2 separate regions of the Homo sapiens genome follow, and region 1 is linked to region 2. A link is a loop called in an ENCODE intact Hi-C map of the cell type or tissue named here. Cell type or tissue: HCT116. All regions are shown on one strand. Links, peaks and the distances in the headings refer to the core of each region. The heading gives the core; the rest is flanking DNA. Region 1 has its middle 48 kb from the start of ASAH2B. Region 2 has its middle 51 kb from the start of A1CF.

What was found. Hi-C counts contacts between places; a loop is a spot of excess contacts. Peaks named below come from ENCODE experiments on the same cell type or tissue, not always from the same donor. Only the 100,000 strongest peaks of a DNase experiment are listed, where the experiment ranks them.
Region 1: a loop joins it to region 2, with 2.5 times the contacts of the local background. A loop is called at or near these places in 7 of 110 quality-filtered maps.

What each region holds. Positions count from the first base shown.
Region 1 is chr10:50,779,635-50,796,157 of GRCh38, forward strand. No RefSeq gene overlaps it. Among named protein-coding and RNA genes, the nearest start is that of ASAH2B, 48 kb to the left of the region's middle. In HCT116, for the core only: a CTCF peak has its summit at 9,511; a DNase peak (open chromatin) is centred at 9,527.
Region 2 is chr10:50,928,788-50,945,310 of GRCh38, forward strand. No RefSeq gene overlaps it. Among named protein-coding and RNA genes, the nearest start is that of A1CF, 51 kb to the left of the region's middle. In HCT116, for the core only: a CTCF peak has its summit at 8,937 (motif pointing right); a DNase peak (open chromatin) is centred at 8,984.

The DNA.
Region 1 (16,523 bases), core at 4,749-12,748, 150 kb before region 2:
TTAGCTTGTAGCTGGTTGCCAGTCATCCTCACTTTCACATGATATCCCTGTGAAGCATTATAATAACTTGATAACTATTTACCAGCTCTGCTGTCTTTGCATGTGTAGGTCCCAGATATCTTTCAAATGCCCAAATCATTGAGCTGTTCCCACTGAATCATTGAACTGTGACTAGGGCATCTTCCCAGGTCAACATCAATGAAAACTTCAGCAGTTGGCCTGTCACCTGTGCCAGGGACTATCTGTACTTGATATTCTATTTGGGATGCAGTCCTTCTTGCCAAATGGGTGGTGAGTGAGCCAGTCCTGTAACCCCATTATATTACCTGTTTTCCTGGACCACTTATGGTACCACCTGTGTCTTTCAAGGAGCAGAAGCTGAGATGGGCTCAGGCGTGCTAGAGATTTAATGGAAAAACACCTACTTAGGGTAAAGGGGAAAGGAGCAGAAACAGTTTGGTGAACCTTCAGACTGCAGTGCAGATATGGTATTTGTGAAAGGAGAGATGGAGGAAGGCATGATTGAAGAGGAAGATCCTCACACTACACTGCAGTCTTGAGAAAGCATTAGTCAGGCTGGCGAGTAGTTCCTCAGCAAAGAATGCTTGTTAAAGGGATCTTGTGTTGGGCAATAATGGCTCAGCTCTTGTCCTTGTGCTGTGCTTAGTCATTTTTGGGGGGTAACCCAGGGAAAGTATGATCTTGTTATTGTTACTGGCAAATCCATATGGGCCAGCAGCAGCCTCAATTTTCACCTCCTCAGAAGAAAGAATTTGACTGAGGGGCATAAGGCAGAAGGAGAGACCGAGGCAAGTTTTAAAGCAGGAATGAAAGGAAGTAAGAAGCAGGCCAACTGGGCAACTTCGGAGATCAGGTGTGTGGTTTGACCTTTTGACTTGGAGTTTTGTACGTTGGCATTCTTCTGGGGTCTTGTGTCCCTTCTCCACTGATTCTTCTCTTGGGTTGGGCTGTCCACATGTGCAGTGACCTGCTAGCACTTGGGAAATGAGCATGTGCAGTGTGTTTATTGGAGTTGGATGCATGCTCACTTAAGGTGTTCTTCTCTTTCCGATAGAAGGATCCTAGAAAGTCATATACCAGTTAAACTCTACCATTTGCCTCTTAATGCACATGCTTCAGCCCACTCACCCAACTCCTGAGATCTTGTTGGGAAGCTGCTGATCACCAGATTCAGTGTTTCTATCTATTGGGAGTCTGCCTTTCCCTGGCACCAGCTGTGATCAATTATTATTTTAGAGAGACAGCTAACAACTTCCTGATCATCACGTGATAGTGGTGTAACATTTTTGGTGTGTGTGGGAGTAGTGGGAGCTTTCTCCTGCCCTGCTCATGTCTGACTAGTTACCTACTGTAACAGTATGAACAATGTGGCAGATCCAACTATGCTCACTGTGGCAGGTTCTCTTAAAGGAAGTCTGAGTGGCACTCCTCCATGGCCACCCCACTGGTTAATAACCTCAGCTCTGGAGTCAGCATTTCTGGATTTGAAACTTGGTTATGCCACTCATTGGCTATGTGATTATTGGCAAGGTACTTAATTTCTTTAAACTATAGTTATCATATCTTAAAGCATGAGGTTTATGGTAATTATGTCATAGGCAAGCAGTGAGACTTAAAGAGTTAACACATGCAAAATGCATGCAACATGTGTGGCATACAGAAGGGGCATAATAAATGGTAACTAAACAAATAAAATAGGATTGATGGCTCTAGAGCCTGTTCTTATCTTTTCTTTAAGTCTACCTGTTACTCTTGGATGTGAACTAAAGAAGTCATTGTAATGTAGTAGGAGAAGGAATTCAGTTTCAGTGATAGGATTGAAGAATTCCTTTAAAAGGAGATTTTATTGTATTTGAATTAAACTCTAAAGTAGGAGTTAACTTTTGACAAATGGGAATGGCTAAGAAGATAAAGGAGACAAAAAAAGGAGGTGGATATTGGGGAGAAATTTCAGGTGGAAGAAAAGCCTTATTGGTAGGGGAGCAGAAAAAACATTTACTGAAAATCCCAGAGAAGATGCAGTACGTGAGGGAAGTGGACAAAGGCGAGATGACACCTTTACCAAGGTTACTCCGGACTTTATATTTGAATTCCTTTCAGTCATTTGGGAAATGTAAGTAAAAATTTGAATTCCTTATAAACTGCTTCTTGAACGTGACTCTGTTCTGAGACTGAACTGAAAGGGACCAGGTTTTGTCATGGCAAAACAGGCTGGCTGTGGATATTGAATATAGTCCTTATCTGGGAATAGTGCACTTATATTTGTGGCATAAACCAAAGAATAATGGGAGAAGAATTTTGGGCCAGATGGGAGATGACTTCTGACTACTTCTATAGACCACACTCAAGGGTTTAAGAATGTGGCAAATGAAAGTCTGTCTTCAAGATAAGATATTTAGCTGCACACAAAATGTTAACTCTCATTATTTTGAATCTTAAAGATTTCCAAATTAGATTACATATTTCCTTACTTGATTAAATATAGAACTGTAAGAATAATTCAGTCTCCCTTAATGGCCCAGTGTCATCATTGTGGACATTAGTTATTATGCAAGGTTGTACAGGGCAAAGACTTTGGAACTTAAAGTGCATCAGGCTTTTTGCCCCAGTGCTAATAGCACTACACACATTCAAGAGATTTTTTTAAAATTATTAATTCTTCTTTAGTCCCTTTTCTGCTGCCAATTCTTTATAATAGGCTCATTTCTAGTTTCCCAATTGTCAGGGTAGGGGCTTAATAGTAGCTCTACCTCTTTTTCTGAAGTAAGGCAAAGGGTCTTTGTGAGCATAGTCTTTGTGTGTGTGTGTGTGTGTGTTTAATACTTCGAGTTTTAGGGTACATGTGCACAACGTGCAGGTTTGTTACATATGTATACATGTGCCATGTTGGTGTGCTGCACCCATTAACTTGTCATTTACGTTAGGTATATCTCCTAATGCTATCCCTCCCCCATCCCCCACCCCAAAACAGACCCGATGTGTGATGTTCCCCTTCCTGTGTCCATGTGTTCTCATTGTTCAATTACCACCTATGAGTGAGAACATGCGGTGTTTGTTTTTTTGTCCTTGCGATAGTTTGCTGAGAATGATGGTTTCCAGTTTCATCCATGTCCCTACAAAGGATGTGAACTCATAATTTTTATGGCTGCATAGTATTCCATGGTGTATATGTGCCACATTTTCTTAATCCAGTCTATCACTGTTGGACATTTGGGTTGGTTCCAAGTCTTTGCTATTGTGAATAGTGCTGCAATAAACATATGTGTGCATGTGTCTTTATAGCAGCATGATTTATAATCCTTTGGGTATATACCCAGTAATGGGATGGCTGGGTCAAATGGTATTTCTAGTTCTAGATCCCTGAAGAATCGCCACACTGACTTCCACAATGGTTGAACTAGTTTACAGTCCCACCAACAGTGTAAAACTGTTCCTATTTCTCCACATCCTCTCCAGCACCTGTTGTTTCCTGACTTTTTAATGATCACCATTTTAACTGGTGTGAGATAGTATCTCATTGTGGTTTTGATTTGCGTTTCTCTGATGGCCAGTGATGATGAGCATTTTTTCATGTGTCTTTTGGCCGCATAAATGTCTTCTTTTGAGAAGTGTCTGTTCATATCCTTCACCCACTTTTGATGGGGTTGTTTTTTTTTTCTTGTAAATTTGTTTGAGTTCATTGTAGATTCTAGATAATAGCCCTTTGTCAGATGAGTAGACTGCAAAAATTTTCTTCCATTCTGTAGGTTGCCTGTTCACTCTGATGGTAGTTTCTTTTGCTGTGCAGAAGCTCTTTAGTTTAATTAGATCCCATTTATCAATTTTGGCTTTTGTTGCCATTGATTTTGGTGTTTCAGACATGAAGTCCTTGCCCATGCCTATGTCCTGAATGGTGTTGCCTAGGTTTTCTTCTAGGGTTTTTATGGTTTTAGGTCTAATATTTAAGTCTTTAATCCATCTTGAATTAATTTTTGTATAAGGTGTAAGGAAGGGATCCAGTTTCAGCTTTCTCCATATGGCTAGCCAGTTTTCCCAGCACCATTTATTAAATAGGGAATCCTTTCCCCATTTCTTGTTTTTGTCAGGTTTGTCAAAGATCAGATAGTTGTAAACAAGTGGCATTATTTCTGAGGGCTCTGTTCTGTTCCATTGGTCTATATCTCTGTTTTGGTACCAGTACCATGCTGTTTTGGTTACTGTAGCCTTGTAGTATAGTTTGAAGTCAGATAGTGTGATGCCTCCAGCTTTGTTCTTTTGGCTTAGGATTGACTTGGCAATGCAGGCTCTTTTTGGTACCATATGAACTTTAAAGTAGTTTTTTCCAATTCTGTGAAGAAAGTCATTGGTAGCTTGATGGGGATGACATTGAATCTATAAATTACCTTGGGCAGTATGGCCGTTTTCACAATATTGATTCTTCCTACCCATGAGCATGGAATGTTCTTCTATTTGTTTGTATCCCCTTTTATTTCATTGAGCAGTGGTTTGTAGTTCTCCTTGAAAAGGTCCTTCATGTCCCTTGCCAGTTGGATTCCTAGGTATTTTATTCTCTTTGAAGTAATTGTGAATGGGAGTTCACTCCTGATTTGGCTCTCTGTCTGTTATTGGCGTATAAGAGTGCTTGTGATTTTTGCACATTGATTTTGTATCCTGAGACTTTGCTGAAGTTGCCTATCAGCTTAAGGAGATTTTGAGCTGAGATGATGGGGTTTTCTGGATATACAATCATGTCATCTGCAAACAGGGACAATTTGACTTCCTCTTTTCCTAATTGAATACCCTTTATTTCCTTCTCCTGCCTGATTGCCCTGGCCAGAACTTCCAACACTATGTTGAATAGGAGTGGTGAGAGAGGGCATCCCTTTCTTCTGCCAGTTTTCAAAGGGAATTCTTCCAGTTTTTGCCCATTCATCATGATATTGGCTGTGGGTTTGTCATAGATAGCTCTTACTATTTTGAGATACATCCCATCAATACATAATTTATTGAGAGTTTTTAGCATGAAGCGTTGTTGAATTTTGTCAAAGGCCTTTTCTGCATCTATTGAGATAATCATGTGGTTTTTGTCTTTGGTTCTGTTTATATGCTGGATTACGTTTATTGATTTGTATATGTTGAACCAGCCTTGCATCCTAGGGATGAAGCCCACTTGACCATGGTGGATAAGCTTTTTGATGTGCTGCTGGATTTGGTTTGCTAGTATTTTATTGAGGATTTTTGCATCGATGTTCATCAGGGATATTGGTCTGAAATTGTCTTTTTTTGTTGTGTCTCTGCCAGGCTTTGGTATCAGGATGATGCTGGCCTCATAAAATGAATTAGGGAGGATTCCCTCTTTTTCTATTGATTGGAGTAGTTTCAGAAGGAATGGTACCAGCTCCTCCTTCTACCTCTGATAGAATTCCGCTGTGAATCCATCTGGTCCTGGACTTTTTTTGGTTGGTTAGCTATTAATTTTTACCTCAATTTCAGAGCCTGTTATTGGTCTATTCAGAGATTCAAGTTCTTCCTGGTTTAGTCCTGGGAGGGTGTATGTGTCGAGGAATTTATCCATTTCTTCTAGATTTTCTAGTTTATTTGCATAGAGTTGTTTATAGTATTCTCTGATGGTAGTATTTCTGTGGGATCGGTGGTGATATCCTCTTTATCATTTTTCATTGTTTCTATTTGATTCTTCTCTCTTTTCTTCTTTATTAGTCCTGCTAGTGGTCTATCAATTTTGTTGATCTTTTCAAAAAACCAGCTCCTGGATTCACTGATTCTTTTGAAGGGTTTTTTGTGTCTCTATTTCCTTCAGTTCTGCTCTGATCTTAATTATTTCTTGCCTTCTGCTAGCTTTTGAATGTGTTTGCTCTTGCTTCTCTAGTTCTTTTAATTGTGATGTTAGGGTGTCAATTTTAGATCTTTCCTGCTTTCTCTTGTGGGCATTTAGTGCTATAAATTTCCCTCTACACACTGCTTTGAATGTGTCCCAGAGATTCTGGTATGTTGTTTTTGTTCTTGTTGGTTTCAAAGAACATCTTTATTTCTGCCTTCATTTCGTTATGTACCCAGTAGTCATTCAGGAGCAGGTTGTTCAGTTTCCATGTAGTTGAGCAGTTTTGAGTGAGTTTCTTAATCCTGAGTTCTAGTTTGATTGCACTGTGGTCTGAGAGACAGTTTGTTATAATTTCTGTTCTTTCACATTTGCTGAGGAGTGCTTTACTTCCAACTATGTGGTCAATTTTGGAATAGGTGTGGTGTGGTGCTGAAAAGAATGTATATTCTGTTGCTTTGGGGTGGAGAGTTCTGTAGATGTCTGTTAGGTCCACTTGGTGCAGAGCTGAGTTCAATTCCTGGATATCCTTGTTAACTTTCTGTCTCGTTGATCTGTCTAATGTTGACAGTGGGGTGTTAATGTCTCCCGTTATTATTGTGTGGGAGTCAAAGTCTCTTTGTAGGTCTCTAAGGACTTGCTTTATGAATCTGGATGCTCCTGTATTGGGTGCATATATATTTAGGGTAGTTAGCTCGTCTTGTTGAATTGATCCCTTTACCATTATGTAATGGCCTTCTTTGTCTCTTTCGATCTTTGTTGGTTCAAAGTCTGTTTTATCAGAGACTAGGATTGCAACCCCTGCCTTTTTTTGTTTTCCATTTGCTTGGTAGATCTTCCTCCATCCCTTTATTTTGAGCCTATGTGTGTCTCTGCATGTGAGATGGGTTTCCTGAATACAGCACACTGATGGGTCTTGACTCTTTATCCAATTTGCCAGTCTGTATCCTTTAATTGGAGCATTTATCCCATTTACGTTTAAGGTTAATATTGTTATGTGTGAATTTGATCCTGTCATTATGATGTTAGCTGGTTATTTTGCTCATTAGTTGATGCAGTTTCTTCCTAGCCTGGATGGTCTTTACAATTTGGCATGTTTTTGCAGTGGCTGGTACTGGTTGTTCCTTTCCATGTTTAGTGCTTCCTTCAGGAGCTCTTTTAGTGCAGGCCTGGTGGTGACAAAATCTCTCAGCATTTGCTTGTCTGTAAAGTATTTTATTTCTCCTTCACTTATGAAGGTTAGTTTGGCTGGATATGAAATTCTGGGTTGAAAATTCTTTAAGAATGTTGAATATTGGCCCCCACTCTCTTCTGGCTTGTAGAGTTTCTGCCGAGAGATCTGCTGTTGGTCTGATGGGCTTCCCTTTGTGCGTAACTGGACCTTTCTCTCTGGCTGCCATTAACATTTTTTCCTTCATTTCAACTTTGGTGAATCTGACAATTACGTGTCTTGGAGTTCCTCTTCTCGAGGAGTATCTCTGTGGCGTTCTCTGTATTTCCTGAATTTGAATGTTGGCCTGCCTTGCTAGATTGGGGAAGTTCTCCTGGATAATATCCTGCAGAGTGTTTTCCAACTTGGTTCCATTCTCCCCGTCACTTTCAGGTACACCAATCAGACATAGATTTGGTCTTTTCACATAGTCCCATATTTCTTGGAGACTTTATTCATTTCTTTTTATTCATTTTTCTCTAAACTTCTCTTCTCACTTCATTTCATTCATTTGATCTTCCATCGCTGATACCCATTCTTCCAGTTGATCGAATCAGCTACTGAGGCTTGTGCATTCATCACATCGTTCTCGTGCCGTGGTTTTCAGCTCCATCGGGTCCTTTAAGGACTTCTCTGCATTGGTTATTCTAGTTAGCCATTTGTCTAATTTTTTTTCAAGGTTTTTAACTTCTTTGCCATGGGTTCAAACTTCCTCCTTTAGCTCGGAGTAGCTTGATTGTCTGAAGCTTTCTTCTCTCAACTCGTCGAAGTCATTCTCCGTCCTGCTTTGTTCCGTTGCTGGTGAGGAGCTGTGTTCCTTTTAAAAATCAGAGGTGCTCTGATTTTTAGAGTTTCCAGTTTTTCTGCTCTGTTTTTTCCCCATCTTTGTGGTTTTGTCTATCTTTGGTCTTTGATGATGGTGACATACAGATGGGGTTTTGGTGTGGATGTCCTTTCTGTTTGTTAGTTTTCCTTCTAACAGGACCCTCAGCTGCAGGTCTGTTGGAGTTTGCTAGAGGTCCACTCCAGACCGTGTTTGCCTGGGTGTCAGCAGCAGAGGCTGCCGAACAGCGGATATTGTTGAACAGCAAATGTTGCTGCCTGATCATTCCTGTGGATGTTTTGTCCCAGAGGAGTACCCGGCCGTGTGAGGTGTCATTCTGCCCCTACTGAGGGGTGCCTCCCAGTTAGGCTACTCAGGGGTCAGGGACCCGCTTGAGGAGGCAGCCTGTCCGTTCTCAGATCTCCAGCTGCATACTGGGAGAACTGCTGCTCCCTTCAAAGCTGTCAGACAGGGACATTTAAGTCTGCAGAGGTTTCTGCTGCCTTTTGTTTGGCCATGCCCTGCCCCCAAAGGTGGAGTCTACAGAGGCAGGTAGGCCTCCTTGAGCTGTGGTGGGCTCCACCCTGTTCAAGCTTCCTGGCAGCTTTGTTTACCTACTCAAGCCTGGGCAGTGGCGGGCGCCCCTCCCCCAGCCTCACTGCTGCCTTGCAGTTTGATCTCAGACTGCTGTACTAGCAGTAAGTGAGGCTCCATGGGTGTAGGACCCTCTGAGCCAGGCACGGGATATTATCTCCTGGTGTGCTGTTTGCTAAGACTGTTGGAAAAGCACGGTATTAGGGTGGGAGTGATACGATTTTCCAGGTGCTGTCTGTCACCCCTTTCTTTGACTAGGATAGGGAATTCCCTGACCCCTTGCGCTTCCCAGGTGAGGTGATGCCTCGCCCTGCTTTGGCTCACGCTTGGTGCGCTGCACCCACTATCCTGCAACCACTTTCCGACATTCCCCAGTGAGATGAACCCGGTACCTCAGTTGGAAATGCAGAAATCACCCATCTTCTGCGTCGCTTACTCTGGGAGCTGTAGACTGGAGCTGTTCCTATTTGGCCATCTTGGCTCCTCCTCCGCATAGTCTGTGTTTTATGGGCCTTGTTTGGAGGTAAAGACTTTTCTGTGATATATTGGATCTCATAATTAATTGGTAGATCTTCTGCAAGCCTTGGGTTCCAGCCTCATCTGTGTCCTTAAGTAGCTATGTTTTGGGTATCACTTATCCTTCCTCAGGTTAATTTCCACATTTGTAAAATAGAAACTTGGAAACATGTTCTCTGAAGTCTTGGAATGATGGGTGCAGCATGTTTTCAGGAGTCAGATGGTATTCAGAAATTCTTATTTGCAAGGTTGGTAAGATAGTTAAGCAAGTTAGTTCATCTCTATGTCTCTTTCTGTTTTCTTGTCCATTTTGATAGTTAATAATATTGGTTGCATAGTTACTGTGAGGTGTGGGTAGAATAAATGGCAAAAATTCCTCTTACAGTTCCTGCAACCCAGGGGAGAGTACTGGTTAGTTCCAGTTCCCTTTCTTCAATTGAAATTTTTTCTGCAAGATTAAATGCCAAAGAGATCAGAATTCCCCAGATTCCTTCAAAGTCTCTAGGTGTCATTAGCCAAATAGGCCACTGGATGTCATACTTGATCTAAGCTACTGTACACATACTATCCAGTGCACTTTGGCTTGGACAGTCTTAGGTTTTTAGGAATAGAATAGACTTTGGCAATCTTCGAGGCCAGAGTTTAAAAACTGTGGTTATAGGCAAGTTTTATTTTGCACACATTTTATTTTTCTCAGTATTCATTGTACTTGGATGCATCAAGGCAAAGGGTGCACTCTTCAGAATGATCAGAGTTGAGACAACTGTGTCCTACTCCCTGGAGTCTTACAGGTGTGCTTCACTCATTTGGGTCACCCAACTAGTTCCTTAAGGGAAGGGAGTGTAGGAGTCCTTTATGTCCTTTTACAAAGGAGGAGCCTGACCACCCAGGCAGCTTACATGGTTTGACCAAAACACAGGTTAAATTGGTTGTAAATCTGGACCTAGAACTCAGGTCACTGAACTCCCCAGTTGGTCCTTGGCATTGAGCCAGGCACTTTAGAGCCACATCAAAATTATGTACCTTTAGGAAATTTCTACTATGCAGAAGCAGATGGTATGAATCATTATCTGGTTCTGCCTCTCTCCTAAGCTCTGTCTAGTGACAAGCCATAAAATATTCTGGCCTTCACACTGACATTTGATTGGGTGTTTTATCTCATGAATATTTTATCTCATGATTTTGATTCAGGGATGGGACTGTGGTTGGATTATGAGTCCCAAGGCACTTAGCAGAGAAACATTAGGCTAACAATAAAGTCCACAGCCTCTAACAGGAAATCAGTAAAACAAGTCAAGGGTTATGATTTATCCCAGCTCTTGTTAGAAAAAGCAAGCAAAGAGAGCTCACTCTGAGTACTAATAAGTTATAATGTAACCATACACATGCATAGTGGGTACACACTCTTAAACATAGAAGTTTAAATTTTCATAACAGTTAGATGGAATATATAGGCTAATATTGCCTTCAACTATACCCACTGCCTTTGGAAAGGCAGGAAGGATCATCGTCTTTCAAATTAAACTCTCCCTGGTTGTATTCTCACTAAAATTGTAGGTTATTTGTGGGATGTTGGTGGCAGAATTGCAGACCTATAGGAGCTACCAAGAAAAGAGTGAGTCAGGTCTCCTTATAAAACACTTTGCTACCTGGGGCACTTGTTCTGAGATCCTGCACAAGTTGGGAAGCATGTGGTTCCTTCCCTGGGGACCCAGAGATGTGGACGGGGAGCCATGTCTCTTCAGTTAATGAATTTTGAAGGTTCTTAAGGAAGCTCACAGGCAAGCTCTTTAAAGTCTTTTGAAGAACCTTGATGTCAATGATTAAAAATGGTAGCATAGCCTATTAGAAGTGGAACAAGTATGAAAGAGCATCAAGCTGATTTTCACATGACAGAATCAGAAGTGGGGGTCTGGAGGTGATAGAGGACTTGCTGAAGGGTAGACAGCAATTTAGCTGAGCCAGTGCTTTCTTATACCCAGAAAGTATTTACTGCTTTTGCTACTTTATGCTCATTTTGTTTTTTGTTTTTCTATTGAGGTATTATTGACATGCAATAAATTGCACAAATAAATTACAGAAATTAAATTATAACATTTGATAAGTTTTGACATGTCTATTCTCACAAAACCATCATCACAGTCAAGATGATGAACAAATCTATCACCCTGGAAAGTTTCCCAGTGCTGCTTTGCCCCTCTCCCCAAACAACCACAACCTGTGTTGTCTCACTCTACATTCACTTGCATATTCTAGAATATAATATAAATGGAATCATGCAGTATCTACTCTCCTTTGTTTGGCTTCTGTTGTATACAACATACTTATTTTAACATTCATCCATGTTGCAGCATGTTTACTTTTTAGTTGCTGAGTAGCATTCCATTGAATGAATGTGCCACAATTTGTTTATTCCTTCATTCATCCGTTGGTGAATGTTTGGGTTTTATTCCAGTTATTGGCTGTTACAAATAATGCCACTATGAACATTCATGCACAGGTCTTTATATGAATACATGCTTTTGTTTCTCTTGGATCAATACCTAGGAATGGAATGGCTGGATTATATGATAGGAATATGTTAAACTCTTTTAAAAACCAGTGTTATTGAAGAGCAATTGATATATAATACATAGTATACATTTAAATTACACAATTTGATAAACTTTGACATACGTATGCACCTGTGAAAATGTCAACACATTCAAGATAGTGAACATATCAGTCACCCACAGATGCTTCCTGGTGTTTCTTTGTAATCTCCCCACCTTTCTCAGCTCCAAACTCAGGAAAACTCAGACTTGCTTTCTGTCACTATAGGGTAGTTTCCATTTTCCAGAATTGTTTAAAATGAATTAATACAATATGTGCTATTTTATGTTTGGGTTCTTTCACCCAATATAATTATTTTCCATTTCACCCATGTTGTAGCATATCAATAGTTTATTTCTTTTTTCTTGATGAGTCCTGTTCCATTGTATGGATAGATTTTGGTTATTACAGAGAAAGCTGATAGGAACATTCATACATAAGTTTTTATATGGAAATATGCTTTCATTTATCTTGGGTAAATATACAGGAGTGGAATGGCTGGATCATACAGTGAGTGTACCTTTAATTTTCTAAGGCACTGCCAAATTGTCTCAAAATTCACTGTATCATTTTACATTCCCAAGAGCAGTGTATAAGACTTCCAATTCTTCTACAACCTTGCCAACATTTCTTATGGCAAGTCTATTTAATTTTAGCTAGTCCAATACATGTATAAGGATATGTGAGTGTGATTTTAATTTGCATTTCTCTAATGACTAATGACGTTGAACATCTTTTTAGGTAATTTTGTCCTCCATATATCTTCTTTGGTGAAATGTCAATTCAAATCTCTGTCCATTTTTAAAAATGAGGCTTTTGCTCTTAGTGTTGAATGTTGAGAGCTCTATATCTCCTAGATACACAGCCTTTATAAGATATATTCTTTGCAAAGATTTTCTCCTAGTCTGTGGCTTGTTTCATTCTCTTTTAAAGACCAGAAGTTTTAAATTTTGATAGAGTTCAAGTTATCAATTTGGTTTTTTATACATCATGCTTTTGGTGTTATATCTAAGAAATATTTGCGTATCTTAGGGTAACAATATTTTTCCTATGTTTTCTTCTAGATGTTTTATTGTTTTAAGTTTTAAATGTTTTTCTAGGATGCATTTTGAGTTAGTTTTGCTGTATGGTGTGAGATATGAATCAAACTTTGTTTTACCAATAGATATTCAATTGCTTTCATCACCCTTTGTTGAAACAACTATGTTTTCTCCACTGAATTAACTTTACACATCTGTCAAAAATCAGCTGGCCATTTATATATATATATATATATCTTTGGATTCTATTTTGTTCCATGGATCTGCTTTAATATCCTGACACTAATATTGCAATGTCTTAGTTACTTTAGCTATAAAATAATTCTGGAAGTCAGGTAGTACAAGACTTCAAACTTTGTTCTTCTTTTCAAAGTTGTGTTAGCAAGTCCTATATGCATTTTCATATAAATTTTGCAATCATCTTGCCAACTTCTAAATAAATCTGCTGGAATTTTGACTGGGGTTGCACTGAAACTATGATTGGGGAGAATTCACATTTTGGCAACATTGGGTCTTCTGACCCATGAACATGGTGTATCTCTCCATTTATTTGGGTTTTCTTTAATTACTCTCAGTAATATTTATAGTTTTCATTGCACAAGTCTTTTATATCTTTTTAAAATATTTATCCCTATTTCATATTTTTTGATGGTATTGCAAGTTGTATTGCTTTTTAAATTTCAACTTTGGGTAGTTTGTTGCTAGTATATAGAAATACAATTGATTTTTGTAGATTAATCTTATACCCTGAAACCTTGCTAAACTCACTTATTGGTTCTTTATTAAGAAAAAATAGGACAAATAAACAAACAAATGATAATAAATAATAGGACAAATAAATAATATGACAATAAAGCTACTTATATTTTGTTTCTTCTTTAAGAGCAAATTTATTCTTATTTCTTAAAGAAGAAATAAGATACAAGTAGCTTTATTGTAGAGTCCACTGAATTTTCTATTTGGACTATTATGTTGTATTTAAATAAAGACAGTGTTACTTCTTTCTTTCCAGTCTGAAATTTTAATTTTTACTTGTTCCATAGAGAAATGAACCTGAAAATTTCTGTGAAAACCCTACTAGGCTACATTTGCAAATTTTTGTGATAATGATGACTGTTATTTATATGATGCTTACCATGTCAGGCACTGTGATAGGTATTTTAATGTACATAATTTCAATGAATCCTCACAGTAACCCTGTGAGGGAGACATTATGATTTCTCTTTAACTGATGAAGAAACAAAATCAGGGAGTTTAAGTGATTTTCCAAGATCAAATAGTGAGTACTCCCAAGCCAGTGCTCATGCTGCTCTGCAAGGTAGCATGGGATTAAAAAGCCCAATGGGAGTCATGTTGAGGTGGACCTTGAGTGTTAGAGTAGCAAGTCTCAGCCCATAAACACAACATAAAGAAAACATTGCTTTATTTTTCTGCAACTCAACTTGATTTTTCACTGAGCTCCCATCTTATCGGACAGGTAAAAATAAAAACTTGCTAAGACTCATCTTCCCATTCCTGAGACTCTGCCGCAATCCTTAGTATCCTGTATAGTGCCAGAATATAGCCACGGAAAGGGAGAGTTTGGTCTTCATCATTGGGTCATAGAGACGATTTATGAGAAGGCCAATGTCTCTGTCTCTACAGTGCCTTTCATTCCCTTAGAGAAGCCCTTGCCATGTTTGAGGCATGGATATATAGTCAAGGCTGCTTGAACTTGTTCTGCAGCCATTCTTTGAGATTTTGTTACTTCTGGAGGGTGCTGCTTGGAAGTTGGAACTGAATTCCCTATGTTCTTGGTTCTTGAGGTCTCTACCTTCTCTCTCTTCCCATCCCCATGATATTTTGTGGATGAGGATATGCATTTCTCCCTTTGCTTTTCTATGATAGTTTGTCTCTGCCTTTGTCACTTTCTGCCACCCTTTCAGTTTCTTCAAATACCCTACAAATTCTTCCAGTCCCTAAAGCTTTTGAAAAACCACAGCTAGAAAACCTTGCAGGAAATCTCTGTTTGATGTTTAGCCAGACACTTTTACTGAAGCAATGATAGACAGTTGTACCTGCTAAGAAAGGGGAAGAATACAGTGAGAATAGAAGAAAGTTACTATAGAAAATATTTATATAGCCATGTAAGCTAAGAAATCTGTAGTTAATTCCATAGATCAACATTTCAAGTATTGGTTGTGGAAAGGTTTCACTTTTTAAAATAAACTGTTTATTAAGTGGTTTTGTTAATGATACCTTCAGTTTTTTGAATATGTAATGATGAGGAAAGTGGAAATTTACAGTGGTATCATTCATTGGTATGCTGATTGATTGGTAATGACTACCTGGAGCCCTATGCTGAAAAGGATTCTGAGGCTGTGACTTAGACCAATAGGAGATCAATGAGTCATTCCTCAATGTCTGCCAAGGGTATGGGAGAGGAGACTGTCTGCCCATGTGCCAGATATTTGCTTTCCCTGGGGTGTTTTATCATATTTTATTATTGTTAGGAGCATACAGAGGGGATAGAAAATTTGGCAAGTGGCAAGGAAGTAGGCCTTGTGGTAGTAATATGTTGACTGTGTGCTACTGAAACAATATTGGTCTGTGATATGGTTTGGCTGTGTCCTGGCCCAAATCTCAACTTGAATTGTATCTCCCAGAATTCCCATGTGTTGTGGGAAGGACCCAGGGGGAGGTAATTGAATCATGGGAGCTGGTCTTTCCCATGCTATTCTCATTCCTTGTGTCCCAGCCACTCTAGCCAAGGCCGAGAGCGGCCAACATACAACTCGGGCTCTGGCTTCAGAAGGTGCAAGCCTCAAACCGTAGCAGCTTCCACGTGGTGTTGAGCCTGCAGATGCACAGAAGTCAAGAATTGAGGTTTGGGAACCTCTGCCTAGATTTCAGAAGATGTGTGGAAATGCCTGCATGTTCAGGCAAAAGTTTGATGCAGAGGTGGGGCCCTCAGGGAGAACCTCTGCTAGGGCAGTGTGAAAGGGAAATGTGGGGTCAGAGTCCCCACACAGAGTCCCTACTGGGGCACTGCCTAGTGGAGCTGTGAGAAGAGGGCCACTGTTCTCCAGATCCCAGAATGGTAGATCCACTGACAGCTTGCACCGTGTGCCTGAAAAAGCCACAGACACTTAAGGCCAGCCTGTGGAAGCAGCTGGGAGAGAGGCTGTACCCTGCAAAGACACAGGGGTGGAGCTGTTCAAGACCATGGGAACCGACCTCTTGCATCAGCATGACCTGGATGTGAGACCTAGAGTCAAGGGAGATCATTTTGGAGTTTTAAAATTTGACTGCCCCACTGGATTTTGGACTTGCATGGGCCCTGTAACCCCTTTGTTTTGGCCAATTTCTCCCATTTGGAACAGCTGTATTTAACCAATACCTGTACTCCCATTGTATCTAGGAAGTAACTAGCTTGCTTTCGATTTTATAAGCTCATAGGTGGAAGGGACTTGCCTTGTTTCAGATGAGACTTTGGACTGTGGACTTTTGGGTTAAGTTGAAATGAGTTAAGACTTTGGGGGACTGTTGGGAAGGCATGGTTGGTTTTGAAATGTGAGGCCATGGGATTTGGAGGGGCCAGGGGCAGAATGATATGGTTTGGTTGTGTCCCCATCCAAATCTTAACTTGAATTGTATCTCCCAGAATTCCCACATGTTGTGGGAGGGACCCAGGGATAGGTAATTGAATCATGGGGGCTGGTCTTTTCCATGCTATTATTGTGATAGTTAAGAAGTCTCATGAGCTCTGATGGGTTTATCAGGGATTTCCGCTTTTGCTTCTTCCTCATTTTCTCTTGCCGCTGCCATGTAAGAAGTGCCTTTCACCTCCCACCGTGATTCTAAAGCCTCCCCAGCCATGTGGAACTGTAAGTCCAATTAAACTTCTTTTTCTTCCCAGTCTCAGGTATGTCT
Region 2 (16,523 bases), core at 4,953-12,952:
ATTCCATAAATGGATACTTGTAGAAGTTATTGCTTATTCCTTTAAAAAGTTGTTATTGGATGATTGTCTTTTAAAAATACATATAAATATACAAAATAAAATGAAAATAACCCATAATCCTAACACCTAGGTAAACCATTTTAAAATGTACATAGTAGAAGCAATCAAAAAAGTATTAAAAGTAAAAAATAATAAATAAAATTTTTGTCCTCCCATCCCTGGTCCCATTTCTTTCTCTTCCAGAGATAAGTACTGTACTATCAAGAGCTGTCTGAGTATCCATCCAGAAACAAAACTTATCTATATAGCAGTATATGATTGGTATATTCTTTCTATTTGACCAGAAAGGATCATCTTCTGCACACATGATGCACTCTGCTTGACTCTCCTTTCATATCTGCCAACAAGGCTCATCTCCCAGAGAATTGCATGGTTCAGTCCCTCACCCTCAAGTCTCTGCTCAAACATCACCTCCGCATAGAGACTTTCCCTATCTAATACCAACCCGTCACTCTATTTCTTTACTCTCATTTGTCTCACTACTCTCTTCCATTAAATATATTGTGTGTATATAAATATATATATGTATTTATATGTGTGTGTGTATATATATAGTATATTTATTTGTCCTCCCCTGTGAGAATGTTAGCTCTAAGAGTACAAAGGTTTTGCTAGGTTGGGCTGTATCCCCAGCACACAGGACATTGCCTGACAGGTAGTAGGTATTTAATAAATATTTGTTCATTAAATGAATGAAATAATTGATAATTAATTCCATACAAAGGAACCTTGTTTTTAGTGACTTTTAAAGTTAGGTTAAAGGCTAATTTCTTGTTCAATGGTGGAATTAGGAGCAACTTAATTTTCTTCTATAAGCAAGGGGGTCTTCAAACAGAGTCTACAGACTCTCCAGGTATAAAACCAAAGTTTTAATATAGTTTTATATTCTCCCTAGTCTCATTAGGAAAGAAAACAGAGGACTCCAAAGCAGGAGAAAGTAAATAATTACAGGGTTTGGTGGCTGCTGAGGAGACTTGGAGAGAACAACATTGTCTCAGCAGCCAGTGGGGCTGAGTCATTTCCGAAATAGGGGAGGGGAAGCAGACCACAGTTTCAGCCATTGTTAGAGCAGTGTCCCCAACTACAAATACAGCCTATTACTTGTGGCCATTCTAGAGAACCTGGGAGCCTGCTCTTTTATGGAGATCATTATGGGTTATCAGAGCCCCTATTATGGAGCAGCCAGGAATTCAGAAGCTAAGCTTTCCCTAACCAACTATCTTATCAATCTTTTAATGTATGTATCATTTCATAAGAAGACACTTCATTTGCATCAGTATTTAAAGACTACATTATAATTTAATTTCAACTGAATTTCATCTTTCTAAAGACCTGCAGGTTTTAACTAATTTAGGGAGTGGCCTATTGTTCAAAAGCAGATAGTCTTGTTATAAACTAGGCATTTGTTTAATGTGGCTCAGATTCCACAAAAGACCGTTTTTCCCAGGGACACTCAATGCAAGACTGTGTCATAATACGTTGGATGGATGGACTTTTATTCATATAACCAGCTCCTTCTTAAAGAGCTTTCAGGTTGGATTTAGTTATTTTCCTAGCAATGCAATGCTTCAGTAAATATTCTTATACATAGATAGCTTGGCATAATTTTGTAGAAATCTCTGAAAGGAAATTTCTAGCAGTGGAATGACCAGATCCAAGAATTTGTCCTCCAACGTGCCTTCACTAATCTTAGATTCTTACCTGTAGCGTATCACAGTACCTGGTTCTCCATATCCTGAGTAGGATACAAGTGAAATATCTACATGTGTGTATACCAAGAGAGTTTTAGAATTATGTCTCCGTAATTGTGAATGAGGCTAAAATTGGTTAACATGTTGATTGTATTTATTTTCTTGTGAATTTCCTGTTCATATTTTTCATCTACTATTTTTCTATTTAGTGTTTTCTTTTTGATGGGTATAGCAAGTGATTTTTTAAAATCAATCCCTCTAAAAACATACGGGAATGAGTACTTTTTAAAAACTTTATTCTCAAAAAGTAGTAGCAGTAGCAGCAGCAGCAGCAGCAACAGAAAATACTCTACAATTCAGGTCCCTCTTTCTTCTGGAAATTAGTTATTTTTCAGTTTCATTATAGTAACTTTTTTAAAGTTCAAAATCAGATGATAGTTGATGGGCAGAGTCATAAATATGGGTAAATATTTGTCAGTCTTAGTAGTAAGAAATACCAACATTTAGTCTTAGTAGTAAGAAATATCAAAATGTATCCTTAATTTCATATTGTTGAAGAAATAATATTAACAGGAGTTAAAACCATTTTTGTTACAAATTTTTCGAAACTATTTCAATTCATTTAACACTAATTAACTTACTTTTAGACTACTGAACTTTTTAAAAAGTAGTACTTACATTATCTCTACACTTTCCTTCTAATGCTTCAATTTAGATTTTTTTTTTACACTGGCACTAGGTATCCAAGGAAGTTCCTGGATTTTAAAGGACAATTAATCTCCAAAATATCCAACATGCTATGACACCAGACATGATTTGAATACTTACCAACTTCCTATCTCAGGTTGTTTTCACTATCTATAAATCTGTATGGCAGACCTAGGTTAATGAATTATATATTATGGACTCTTCAGCTTAGACCAGGAACTATTAAATTGCTAGACTTTAATGCTCACATCAATCACCCAATTCTAAAATAAGAACTTTATTTTTCTTCTGACATAGTTAAGAGATAATTTAAAGGAATAATACATATTAGACTTTTCTCTTAAAGGAGTGCCCACATTGTTGAAATGCTGAAGTTTTGAAAACATTTTCTTAATATGGTAGCAGTTTGCTTAGGTGAAATTATCTGAGATAAGTATTCCAGAAAAGAGGCCAACTTTACAGGATCAATCAGACTCACAATATGTTTAAGGCATGAAAGTTAAATGAAAGTGTTTATAAAGCTAATATCTCAGTAGGTTACAAGTTATTATAGCAGAGTAATATATCTTTTGATTATTAGAAACTTTCATCATGAAATATTGAATTTTTGACTACACAGTCATTATTCTACATTAAAATGTAAGATGTTATCTCCCTGGAAGCATAAAGATCACCCAAAGAGTTTCTCATTGATCTGTGATTTATATTTGACACCGCTTATTTCACTTATATACTGATATACTTCATGATGAACAGCCTAATTTAATCTCTCATATGTGGTGGTGATCACTGTTAAAATTTATTATTCATGACATGCAATAGCTGGGGTCATATGTGGCATTGCTATAATATAAGATAATGTGCAGACACTCTTCTGAGCATTCCACATGAATTATCTCATTTCAACCTCACAACAATCCTAGAAGGCAAGTACTGTTAAATCTAATTCCTGGGGGAAGAGTCTGAGGCACAGAGATATTTATTTAAAATGGCTATAGCCTTAGTAACTCAGACAAGTGGATGATAGAGCTGGCTGGCTAACTCGAGAATCCGTAACCTTCACTATGTAGTTCCTTCCTGTAGAAACACCATCATGGCCAGCCTGCTGGTGTTTGCTATCCCACTAGTCTGCCACCTGCTGCTTTTCCCCACCCTCTCCTGTAAGGCCACAGATATCAAACACACACACACGCATGCACGCACACACTAGAGGTAAAGAATTATAACAGTTTAGAGCACAACAGCCAAAATGTTCTATTGTCTCCTCTTCATGTTTAAAGCCTTTCTCACGTATTTGCAACATCATTCAGGCTTTTTTCTGAAAGGACATTTTCATTCCGTTCAACATGTATCTGCCTTTTATGACATCTGAAAAAGTCACCACTTTCTGAACTTTAAATTCCAGATTCTTTACACAGAGGAAACAGCCCTTCTCCTCTGCCAAGTAAAAGCAGTAGGTAAGAGTTGAAGCAGACACTTAGAAAAAATTGAAAAATCTGAGAAAATTGTTTTGCCTCAATTTCAAGTCTTAAATCATAACTTCTTCTTTGAAATATAAAAATCTCACTGTGCAGGAAGAAAGAAATTTAGTGTTATTTTACCGAAGCCAATCCATTGTCTACATATAACACGTTTCTGTCACTTGTAACATTCTGAAAGGATACAGTTGAATTTGGTGGCAAGAATGTCTTAAAACTAAGCAGATGATAAGTACTATTATGTATGTTCAATTGGCTTTGTAAAGATGTTTAATTACTTTCTTCTTAGCTGTCATTTAATACTCAGGCTTTCCCATTCCTGACATTCATGACAATAGTAAAACACTAGAAGGTGAATTCAGAAATACACTGAGAGGAAAACAAGACTGAGGAAAACAAGACTGAGCCCTCTTCAAACCCATACAAAAAGACTGTGTTAGATTGGAGTTAGAACCAAAGCAAGATTAAACATCTAAGTTTCAGGGTACATAACACTAAATAGCATAGGATTTTAAAGAATGATCTCTGTTTCTTAGAGCCTGTTTTGCTAAGGTAGAGGCTGTGACTAGAAAAAAAGGAACAGAAAATACTTGAATAGCCTTAACATCATTCCAAATTGGCTTTACTGTAAGGGACCTCAGAGTTTATTGGTGGTGTGGCTGAAACGTGTCCTGCATTTGACTACGTTGTGTTCCATACTAAGGAAACAAACAATAATAGCTAAAGTGATTGATACACACTATTGCGGATCAGTTTGCTTTGTAAGATGATCATGAATACTTACTTTGCAGTTCACAAATATCTCAAGCCCCTCAAAAGACAGTTTTTACCAGAGCAAATGGCTTCATGATCACAATAAATCCTTGGGAATCTTCATCATATTCTCACAACTTAAGTATAAGCAAAATGCAGAGTGTGTAAAAGGTACACATTCATGACTTGAATAAACCTTAGTGCTCATTTAATTCAACATTTTCCTTTTACAAGGGAGGAAAAGACAATCCAGACTGTGAGTGTTAAAACAGTATGTTTGTCATAAAGTGAGGGAGAAACCAGAAGCAGAAGCAAAACTCCCTGTGGACACTGGAGCTTCTGACTCTTGGGGTAATGACCACAACTTTGAGCCTGGCCCTATGTTCCGGCCCCCTCTGTCTCTCATCAGAGGCTCCTTTCACTCTTCTCTGGCCCTTTCCAGTTCCTCAAATGTACTAGCCTCTTCCTATATCAGGGATTTCCAAACTGCTGCTGTCTCTGGCTGGGCTACTTTTCCCACCGATTTCCCCTAGTTAATACCTACTCAACCATCAGCTTTTACTAAACGCTTTATCACCTGCTCCAGCATGTTTTCCTGTCTCTTGCCTTCTCATCATGTTTTCATATTTACTTTTATTTGTTTACTAAATTAATATTCACCATGCCCCCTGTGGACTGTCCTCTCAAGAAGGGTATTACCTATGAGCATTTTTCATTCCCATTCTGTCACCAGCATAGTGACTGATACACAGAACATGTTCAATATGTATTTTAAGTGAATGAATGCTGTGGATGGATATATTATTTCCACTGAGGCGGGTTTGGTGAGGCTGAAGTTGTGGATAAGCTGAGTTACTAAGAGGATGTAGAAAGAACAAACAAAAGGATTTTTGCTAGGAAGACAAACTTTTTGTATTTCCTGGTTTAGATCAATGTCCCTACTGATTGCCAGTTTAAATTCTGTGATAATTGGTTCCATCACAGATGGATCATTCCCCAGTTCTTTTATAAGGACACATATAACTTTAACCAACATAGGCACAAAAGTGCCAATACAATAGACTATTGAAGCTGAAAGAGGCATTATAAAACTCCTGGTTAAATGCTCCATTTTATTTTATTTTTAACTTTTATTTTAGGTTCAGGGGTACATGTGCAGGTTTATTATATATGTAAATTGTATATCACAGGGTTTTGGTGTACAGATTTTTTCATCATGCAGTTAATAGGCACCTGATAGGTAGTTTTTCAATCCTTTCCCTCCTCTCACCTTCCAGCTTCAAGTAGCCCCCAATGTCTGTTCTTACCTTCTTTGTGTTCATGTGTACTCAATGTTTTGCTCCCACTTATAAGTGAAAACATGTGACTTTTTTCTTCTGTGTTAGTTTGCTTAGGACAATGGCCTCCAACTCCATCCATGTTGCTGCAAAGGACATGATCTTATTCTTTTTATGGCTGTGTAGTATTCCATGGTGTGTAGTGTGTGTGTGTGTGTGTGTGTGTGTGTGTGTGTGTGTGTCTGTATCACATTTTCCTTATCCTATCTACCGATTTATATTTTTTTGGGTATATACCATGGTGTGTATTTTGTGTGTGTGTGTGTATCACATTTTCCTTATCTAGTCTACTGATTTATATTCCTTTGGGTATATACCCAATAATGGGATTGCTGGATCAAATGGTAATTCTGTTTTAAGTTATTTGAGAAATCACCAAACTGATTTCCATAATGGCTGAACTAATTTACATTCCCACCAGCAGTGTATAAGTGTTCTCTTTTCTCCACAACCTTGCCAGCATCTGTTTGTTTGTTTTTTTTACTTTTTAATAATAGCCATCTGACTGGTGTGAGATGGTATCTCATTATGGATTTTATTTCCATTTCTGTAATGATTAGTAATGTTGGGCATTTTCTTATATGCTTGTTGTCCATTTGTATGTCTTCTTTTGAAAAGTGTCTGTTCATGTCCTGTGCCAACTTTTTAAATGTGGTTGTTTGTTTTTTGCTTGTTAATTTGTTTAAGTTCCTTAAAGATCCTGGATATTAGATCTTTGTTAGATGCATAGTTTGCAAATATTTTCTCCCATTTTGTAGGTTGTCTGTTTACTCTGTTGATAGTTTCTTTTGCTGTGAAGAAGCTCTTCAGTTTAATTGGTTCCAATTTGCCAATTTTTGTTTTTGTTGCAGTTGCTTTTGATTTCTTCATCATGAAATCTTTGCCAAGGCCTATGTCCAGGATAGTATTTCCTCTGTTATCTTCCAGGGTTTTTATAGTTTTCTGTTTTACATTTAAGTCTCTAATCCATCTTAAGTCAATTTTTAGATATGGTATAAGGAAGGGGTTTAGTTTCAGTCTTCTGCATATGGCTAGGCAGTTATCACAATTATTCCATTTTATAGGATAGGAAACAAGATTTTCTTGGCCACTGGATTGGTTCGTTCTCATGCTGCTGTGAAGAAATACCCAAGACTCGGTAGTTTACAAAGAAAAGAGGTTTAATTGACTCACCGTTCTGCATAGCTAGGGGGAGCCTCAGAAAATTTACAATCATGGCAGAAGGCACCTCTTCACAGGACAGCAGGAGAAAGAAAGAGTGCAAACAGGGGAAATACCATAGGTTTATAAAACTATCGTATCTCATGAGAATCACTCATTATCACCAGAACAGCATGGGAGAAACTGCTCCTATGATTCAATTACCTCCACCTGGTCCCACCTTGACCTATTGGGATTAGTACAATTCAAGGTGAGATTTGGGTGGGGACACAGAGCCAAACCATACCAGTAGCCCAGTATATCAAAATATTCAGAAAAATGGTATTGGGAGGGAGGTGTATTGTTGCCCCAGTATTTGGTTTCCAGGCAGCTATTAACATGAAGTACTGTCACATTCTTCAAACTTATCTAGTTCTGCCTCATTCTGAGTGATGAAGGTTTGATAAGGTGCAGTTACACTTAGTCTGTACCAACTTTCACCCTAAAGAGTATGAAGGAACTTGTTTGTCTATGTGTCTGTCACAGCATTAGTGACTTGCTTTAGAGAATCTTGTGAATCATGAATAGCTCCACTATCTATCCTTGCCTTGGGACTTTGCCATGCCCAGTGTTGATGACAGTCACTGAAATTCTGCCAGGTTGAATCATTCATTATTACCTTGTCTGCAGAAGAATTGCTGATCTTTTGCATATCATCATCTTATTCTTCTTTCATTTGAGATTATGGATATTTGTAAAATCTATTCAACATCTTTGATAAATCATTTTAGATAACTACATATTATTCCATTTCTTGAATATTTTTTCATTTCTTAATCAACCTTCTAATGTTGGTCATTTAGGTTGTTTACAATTTACAACTATAATATATTGCTGAAATAAGTTGCTTGTGTTATTTATTTAGGATAAAATCACAGAAATCAAATTACCACTCACATGGTAGGAACATTTGTAGGGAACTTAATACATGGTTTCAAATTGGAAAAGTTTTCTTAAGTTTATAAAATTAACATTACTCTATAAGATTCCTGACAGCAGAGATTTTATCTTTTTAAACTATCTTTTTCCTGACACCTCAAGTAGTTTCCTAACACCTAAAAAAGCCTGGTATATTGGTATAAATAAATATTTTTGTATGACTGATTTATGACTCTACTTTAGTTGTACTGATTAAGTTATTCCCAGATGAACCTAGAACCAAGCTATCAACAAAACATCAACTTTGTTTGTGTACCAAACTGTGAAGATAAGACAGGAGGAAATAAATCTGCTGTCTACCTTTTGTGTTTTTCAACCCTTCAGCAAAAGTAGGCTCTGGATATGTCTTCAAATGGAATCTTTGGTTTTGTAATCTTTTTTAAAAAATTGGTTGATTCTCAACTTTTGTAGGTGATGACGGTGACGGTAGTAGTAGAGGTGTGTGGGTGTGTGTCTGTGTGGGTGTTGTGTATGATGAGGATGTGGGCAGAGATTTCCCCTTCCCACTTATCAGTTTAAATTAGTATCTAATCACTTAGGCTTTGGATATTTTTGTGATTTCTTCAATTACTACTGAACTGAAAGGACATAGTTGCTGTTAGAGTTTGCAACCTGGGCTTTGATCTAGATATACACTTATAATGAATCTCTGTGACCTTTTAAAAAAGATGTATTTGTTTTGCTCAAATTGCGTATGGAATTGTGAATTGGAATGGTACTTAATCTTTTCGGTTGCAAACCTTTCTCAAGACATCCCAAGTGCTGAACACTAGATGGCATGGTAGAGTTATCATACTATTCTTGGAAGAGAAAGTCCACTCCAAAGCATGGAAATTTTCTGCCTTGGCAAAAATAAACAACTGAAGTAACAAAATATAGCTTGCTATAGGAACAAGCATGACTTATCTTCACACTTTTAAAAACTATTAACTGAGTATATATTACACTCCCCTTTTCTAAGTTATAAGAGTAATAATGCTTGTCAAAACAAACCTTAAATATAGAAATAAATAAAAGTGGAAAATGACTTATAACCTCATTAACCAGAAATATCCACTGTTAACCTTTTGATAAATTTTCTTGAGATTTCGAGACTCCTTGATGCATATGTAAACATTTATAGATACATAGATATAGAAAGATGTTTGGAAAATGCCATTTTATAATATGCATATTTATAGAGAAATATAGATAGATATTTGGAAAATGCCATTTTGTAAAATGCATTCTATCAAATAAATGAAAGACATTTTTCATGTCACTATATGTAAAGTATCACAAAAATAGTTATAGTTGCAGTGTTTTACATAGAATATATTTATCATGGCCAGGAGCAGTGGCTCACACTTGTAATAGCAAGAAAGTGCAAGACCCTGTCTCTACAAAATCATAGTCCTAATTACTCAGGAGGCTGACATGGGAGGATCACTTGAGCCTGGGAGGTCAAGGCTGCAGTTGAGCTATGACTGTGCCACTGCACTCGAGCCCCAGCCTGGGTAAGAGAGTGAGACCCTGTCTCAATAAAAAAAAAAAAAAAAAAAGAATATATTTATCATAATTATTTATTTAGCCAATTTATCATTGTAACTTCAGGTTGTTTTAGAATTTTTGCTATTATAACATTGCTGAAATTAGCATCCTTATTCTTAATACTCTATACTTTTCCAATTATTTCCTCAGATTAAATTTCTAGGTAAAGTGTTATACGTATTTAGATTTGACTTACCTTATCTTATAAAAGTGACCCCAAAGAGTTCACTTGCCATTTACACCATGCAAGTACACAATGTGAAGATGGCCATCTGACCTCTATTGTCAGATTGTCCACCAAAATTATTAAATCAATTTATTTCTATTACTGCCTAAAGTACTTGAGAATCCCGTTTTCTCAACATTTTTGCCAACATTGGGTATTTTTATTTTTTTGAGTGTTTTTCAGTATGAGGCTTCAACAATTAATATTGCGTTGTTTTATTTTGCAGGCTAAAAATTATTAGTGAGGTTACACATTTTTTTTCTTTTACCACTTATATTTCTTTCTTGTTGAAACATATGCTTGTATGATCTGGTGACTACTCCTTTAGGATGTTTGTCTTTTTCAATAGATTGTTAAAAGGTTATTTTATATTTGAGACACTGACTCTTCATGTTTTATGTGTTGCCAATTTTTGATCAGTGTGTAGTTTTCTTTTCCTTGCTAATAATATTTCTGTTGTTTCACTTGTGTGCATTTGGGTGTGACTTGCAGAAGTTTGACATTTTTAGAGCATCAACGCTATTAATCTTTTCTTTGGTGCTTTTTGTTTTTGATGCTGTGCTTACATACCATATCAAGACTGTAAAAGAATTTGGCTCTGAGTAAGAGACATATGTGTTCTTTATAGAGTAAAATACTGTAACAAAAGTTATAGTTATAATGTGTTTATTTTTGTCAGCCAATTATAAATTTGTCATATATTAACATATTTAAATCTTCCTAAATTCACATATTTTCACTATATAACCTGCTTAGTTTATTGTCTTTGGTATTGGAAAATGCTGTACACAACATATTGTACTTCCAACCTCCGGTTAGGACTGAAAATTTTAAAATCTCTTCTCTGCTATTGTCTTCCCTACACAGAAGCCCTTAAAATTACAACTAAAAGGTCTACCTCTAACCAAAGTCTCTAATTATTGACTTCCTTTTTGTTTACACTGCTTCCCTCATGCTTTTTAAAATAAATTTCTGTTCAAGTTGAAGCCTAGGCTGCCCTTCACTCCCCCTCAGGTTAATAATACTTTTGAATATAAGAATCAAACTTTGTTGATACCACAGTAATGTTCTAGTGGGTAAGACCTAAAGGTTTTTTGTTTTTGTTTTTACCTTATCTTAAAAGATATCTAGACTAATTTGAGTGAGAAACATATTGAAAAACTTTTTGCTATGGATTGAATGTTTGTGTCCCCCTACCCCAAATTCATATGTTGAAATTTAATTCCAAATGTGGTGATATTTGGAGCTGGGAATTTTAGGAGGTGATTAGGTCATGAGAGATGGAGCCTTTATGAATGGGATTACTGATTTCAAAAAAGAGACCCCAGAGAGTTCACTTGCCCCTTCTACCATGTGATGACACAACGAGAATATAACCATCAGTGAACCAGGTACCACGTCTGCTAGCACCTTAAACTAAGATTTCCCAGCCTCCAGAACAATGAGAAACAAACATCTATTGTTTTAAAGTCACCCAGTCTATGATATTTTGTTATAGCAGCCCAAGTGGACTAAGACACTCTTCAAAGAGAAAGTGTATCATTCTTATAGTCCTGTATTAAAGGAAATGGCCCTGGGTAGTTTCTCAAGGATTTGTTCATTCATCTATCCATTCAAAATATATTCTTTAGCACTTACTAGGTGCCAGGCTCTGGGGATATGATGGTAAATAACAATAGATATGATCTTACTTAATATGAATATTAGAGTGTGGGGATATGTGAGAAAACATAAAAAATGTAACAATCACATCATTAATGTAGCCTTTCAAAGACAGAAATATGGACCTATGAGACTGTATAGCAAAGGATCCTGACATGGACAGGAATCAGGAAAAGCAGAGTCCTGAAGATTGGATAGAAGTTATCCAGATGAAGAGACACCATCTAGCTGTTCATGCAAGAGATTATTTCATTAAAAGGACTTGTAGCAGGAAAGTTCTTGGCATACTCAAGGGTCTGAAATGAGGCTGATGTGATTGGAACAAAGAAACATTATGCAGAACGAAGGTAGGGAGATAGACAGAGGCTAGACTAGACACGCAGAGCCACATTAAAGATGCTATTCACAATTCCAAGAGTGATAGGAAATCATGGAAGGGTTTTAAGTGGGAAGGTGGGGAGGTGACCTGATAGGAGCTCTTTTGTAAAGCTCACTGTGACTGTGGTATTGGGAATCAACTGAAAGGGGGCCAGAGTAGATGACAGGGAACAATGTGAGGGGCCCTGTAGTGGTCCAAGAGAGTGATGGTGGTACTGCGAACTATATGGTGGTGGCTGCAAAGAACATGAGATGTAGATGGATTTTAGAGGCATTGAGAAAGTGAGATTGATGGAGCCAGGAGGTAGATTGAAAATAGGTTTGAGGCAGAAGGATATGTCAAGGATGGTTCCTTGAGGCTTTTGTAACTAAATGGACAGTGATGCACAGATAAGTTAGAGGCAGAATAGCATAGGTTAAGTCCAGAATATATTGCATTCGAGATGCCTTGGAGACATAAAAGTGGAAATGTCAAGTTGGCAATTAGATATCATCTCTGGAATTCAAATGAGAGATTGAGGCAAGTGATATACATTTGGAAATCATTGACCCATGTGTGTGAACTGAAGTGATGGGCATGGTAGAGATTACATAAGGAGAAAGATAGTAGGAAAAGAGAAAAAGGCCTAAGCCTCAACCTCAAGGATATCCAACATTTAATGACTACACAAAGGAGTATCTGGAGAGGTGGTAGGACATCTAGGAGAGTGTGGTGTCCCCGTATCATGGGTAACCACATTCTATTTGCTGTGATCGCATGACCTTGATCATAGATACTGGATGAAGGGTAAGCATTTGAACTAAGTACAGCTAGTCTGCAGGCTAACCAGAAGCACATGAGGCTTTCCAACACAGATAATCTCCCAGCAGGGCTGTCTACTGGATAATGGGTGAATGAACAAATTAGATCCTCTGCCTTGGAGATGTTGGATGCCAGACCCACAAATGGAGGGCATCCCTGATAGGAAGAGCAGAAGCCAGTGACTTACAGAAAGGAGCAGAGGCAGAGGGTAGCTGTGTTACAATCATGGCAGAGTACGAAAGAAGGAGTCCCTGCTGCCCAGGGGGAGCAGACAACCCAGTGTCTAGAGTTACGTTGAGTTGTAAACAAGCTTCTAGTATCTGACTTATATTTCACTCCATGCAAAGCCAAACTGCATGGCTATTTATAAGTTTTTGTAAGCAGAAGCTACTTAGTGATCCATCTCATAATTTTTATTTCCACATGTATTTTATAAGAAAACTTACTGCGGGGGAACCTAAGTCTGTTTCTTACAATTTAAACTGTTACCTCACCCTCCTTCTTCAGGTCCTCCCATGCACTTTTACTTTTCATTCTTGTTCTCACATGAACTTTATCCCCTTGCCCTCTACCAGCTTCACTTTGATTATGTCCTCACGTATTATGTGGATTCTTTTAAGTATAAACTCCTCTTTTAAGTATAAACCATTACCCACTAATGCAGCTCTGAAGTGGTTTTGCATTAAAAAAAATCGTGGTCTGACATAAACTTAGAGAGTGAAATAGTGAAATGGAGCCTCAGAAGTGTGAGGGAGTGGGATGGGGCTGGATGATGAGAAATTACTAATGGATACAACATGCCTTATTTGGATGATGGATACTCTAAGAACTCTGACTTGACTACTTTGCAATCTATGCATGTAACAAAATTGCACTTACAGCCCATACATTTATACAAATAAAAAATAAATAAAGATGTTCTTCCTCAACTAAAAAAAATGGTCTGAAAAGGAATTTCAATTTTTTCTCTTTAGTGGGGTCGAAGCACTTTGTCCACACCAACTCCTGTCAAACTTTCTTCCCCATTGGATTCTCTAGCATGTCTAACCTCAGGATGGGTCTCACTGTCTTAATTTTAACAGACAGTGGCAGCACCAAGAGGTGACTAGAGGGGACTTTGGTTAAAGTGATCAAACGTCCAGGGCTTTGTACCTGTTGGTTCATCATAATAATTAATGTCACCTCTTTCCATTTGCAAAAGCGCCTTAGCTTGGGCTGTAAACTTTGTGGTCACTCTCGCTTACTCCCCCTCTCCTCTCTCCTGATCCCAATTTCCATCAACCTTCCCCAAAAGTAAACATATAATCTAAGCTCTCTTCTTGTATGATGGCCCCACATTTTCTTTGCTCACATTAAAGTCCCTTAAGTGAGTATAATTCTTCTCTGATGACTTGTCCTTGCTTTCCTCAGAGATCAGAGGAAAGAAAAGGAGGAAAGCTGTGAATCCCCACAAATTAAAAACTTTATCTTGTCACATTCCTCTTATCCTCTACATTTTTATCTTCCCATCTCTTCCTATCCTTCCTAAAGCTTGGCAGCTCATTACTGTCATTAGAGAGAAAGCCCCTTCCTCAATGACTAGAGTATGCCTCTCTCATTCTTCCCTGGATTTATTATGTGCAGGCATCAGTATGGCTGTGGGTGAAAGCAAAGGTTCTGGAGTCAGCCTGGGTGTGAATCCTGGTCCCACCATTTATGAACTCTGTGCCATTGGGCAAAATACTTCCACTCTCAGGATCTCCCTTTCTGCACCAGTACAGTGAGTATAAGGAGAGTATATGCCTTACAGGACTGTGAAGCTTAAACATGATGATACATATAAAGCACTTTGTTTCTGGCAGGTTTCAAATGCTAATTATATGTTGGATATTAGTATTATTATCCATTTCCATGCTAGAGGTTCATCCTCTTTTAAAACCACCATCTTCAAATTAGCACTGATGTCACCTGCCCTCGTTTAGCATCCTCCTATTTGGCCTTTCCCTGAAGACTTGAACACATGCATATTGTTTTTCTCATTCCCAGGGACTTTTCTGAACCTAGTCTCCATCCCCTGAGCACCTTGACTTCATGATCCTATGCCCATTGAGACTTCTTTCACCTTCATGTCTTTGCCACACCAGGTAAGAGAATTAATATTCTCAAATATACAAAGCAAGGCTGTGACTCAGTTCACTGGTCATAGTCTCCTCTCCTCTTTCATTTATCAGCAACCCCATGGCTAAGTTGTAGATCCAGGATGAAAATCTAGGTCTTTCTGATTAAAAATTCATGATTTAGCTCTTATGTTTTACTATATTTTCAATCACAATCGACTATTAGTCTCTTCTCTTACAATTTTGTGTTGAATCAGTCTTTCCTCCTGCCCTGAGTCAGATTTCTTTTTTTAATGGGATCTCACTCTGTCACCAGGCTAGAGTGCAGTGGCATGATCATGGCTCACTGTAGGCTCGACCTCCCAGGCTCAGGTGATCCTCCCACTTCAGCCTCCTGAGTAGCTAGGACTACAGGCGTGCACCACCACACCCAGCTAATTTTTGTAGATTTGTAGAGACTGGGTCTTGCTATGCTGCCCAGGCTGGTCTCAAACTCCTGGGCTCAAGTGACCCGCTGCCTCAGCCTCTAAAAATGTTAGAATTATAGGCGTGAGCCACCACGCCTGGCCAGGTCAGAGCTTTGGTACAAATGGAAAGTGGGCTTGTCTTTGCCCCCTTCAGGTGTATCTCTTTAGAGCCTCAATACTAGTTAGTTGCTTGGCATTCCTAAGGGAATATATAGGGAAAGAGGAATAATAGAGGTATGGTTGGCCACTGGATCAGAGCAATTTCTTCTGCATCAAGTGATACTAATTCAGATATTTTCTTGCATGGTGGATATTTCATATCCCCATCTTCCCAAAAGAAGGAATTACCTTCCCTTAGGAGGAGAACCATCTTGAGAATGATCTAGAAGAAAAAATAAAATGGGCTGATGAAAATTATTTTGGGAACAACTTTTAATTATTAGGTTACGTAAGACAGGAAGCTCATTATGACTATAACTATAAACTTTATACTGGATTCTATGCGTAAAATTGGCAAAAGTTCCAATGTATTGCCAATCACTAACTTGAAGATAAGAGCGACTGGAAACACTTTGTTTCTCAAATTTAAGCAGAATCAAACTGATGAAGCTCTGCACCACAGAGACCATGACTTTCTTCTTACTCTGTTGTTCCATTCTGGATGGGCCAATGATAGACCTTCACTTGGTCATTTTATAACCATGTGTGACACAAGGAGCCTGTTAACCTGGTTATGAAGCATCAGCCCAGGAAACAGATGTTTTATTTAGAAAGTCTGTCACTAATAACAAAATGAATATTTTTATTTTTTTAATTGAGTCTTTTAAAACTAAATGAACTGGGCATAAATACTTCTCCTTTTCAAAAGTGTTTCAAAACTTCCCCAGTACTTACTTAGTATAACAGGCTCTACTTCCCAAGATTTGGTTCCTTTAAAATAGTCCTGACCGAAAGTCATCTGTTTAGTTTCTTGTTTATTTTTCAAAATATTCTTATATTAAAAATGAAAATAAAAAGTTCATAATTACCGATATTTTGAATGTTTTATATTGTTTAAATAAATATTAATTAGTCTTCTTTTTGATGTTGCATTAACTTATTAATTATGTGGCCTTCTAAGTGAGAGTTCTCATTGATTATAGTAATGTATGTTTGTATGTTTTATTTATAATAAGGGTTGGGGGCTGTTAGACTCT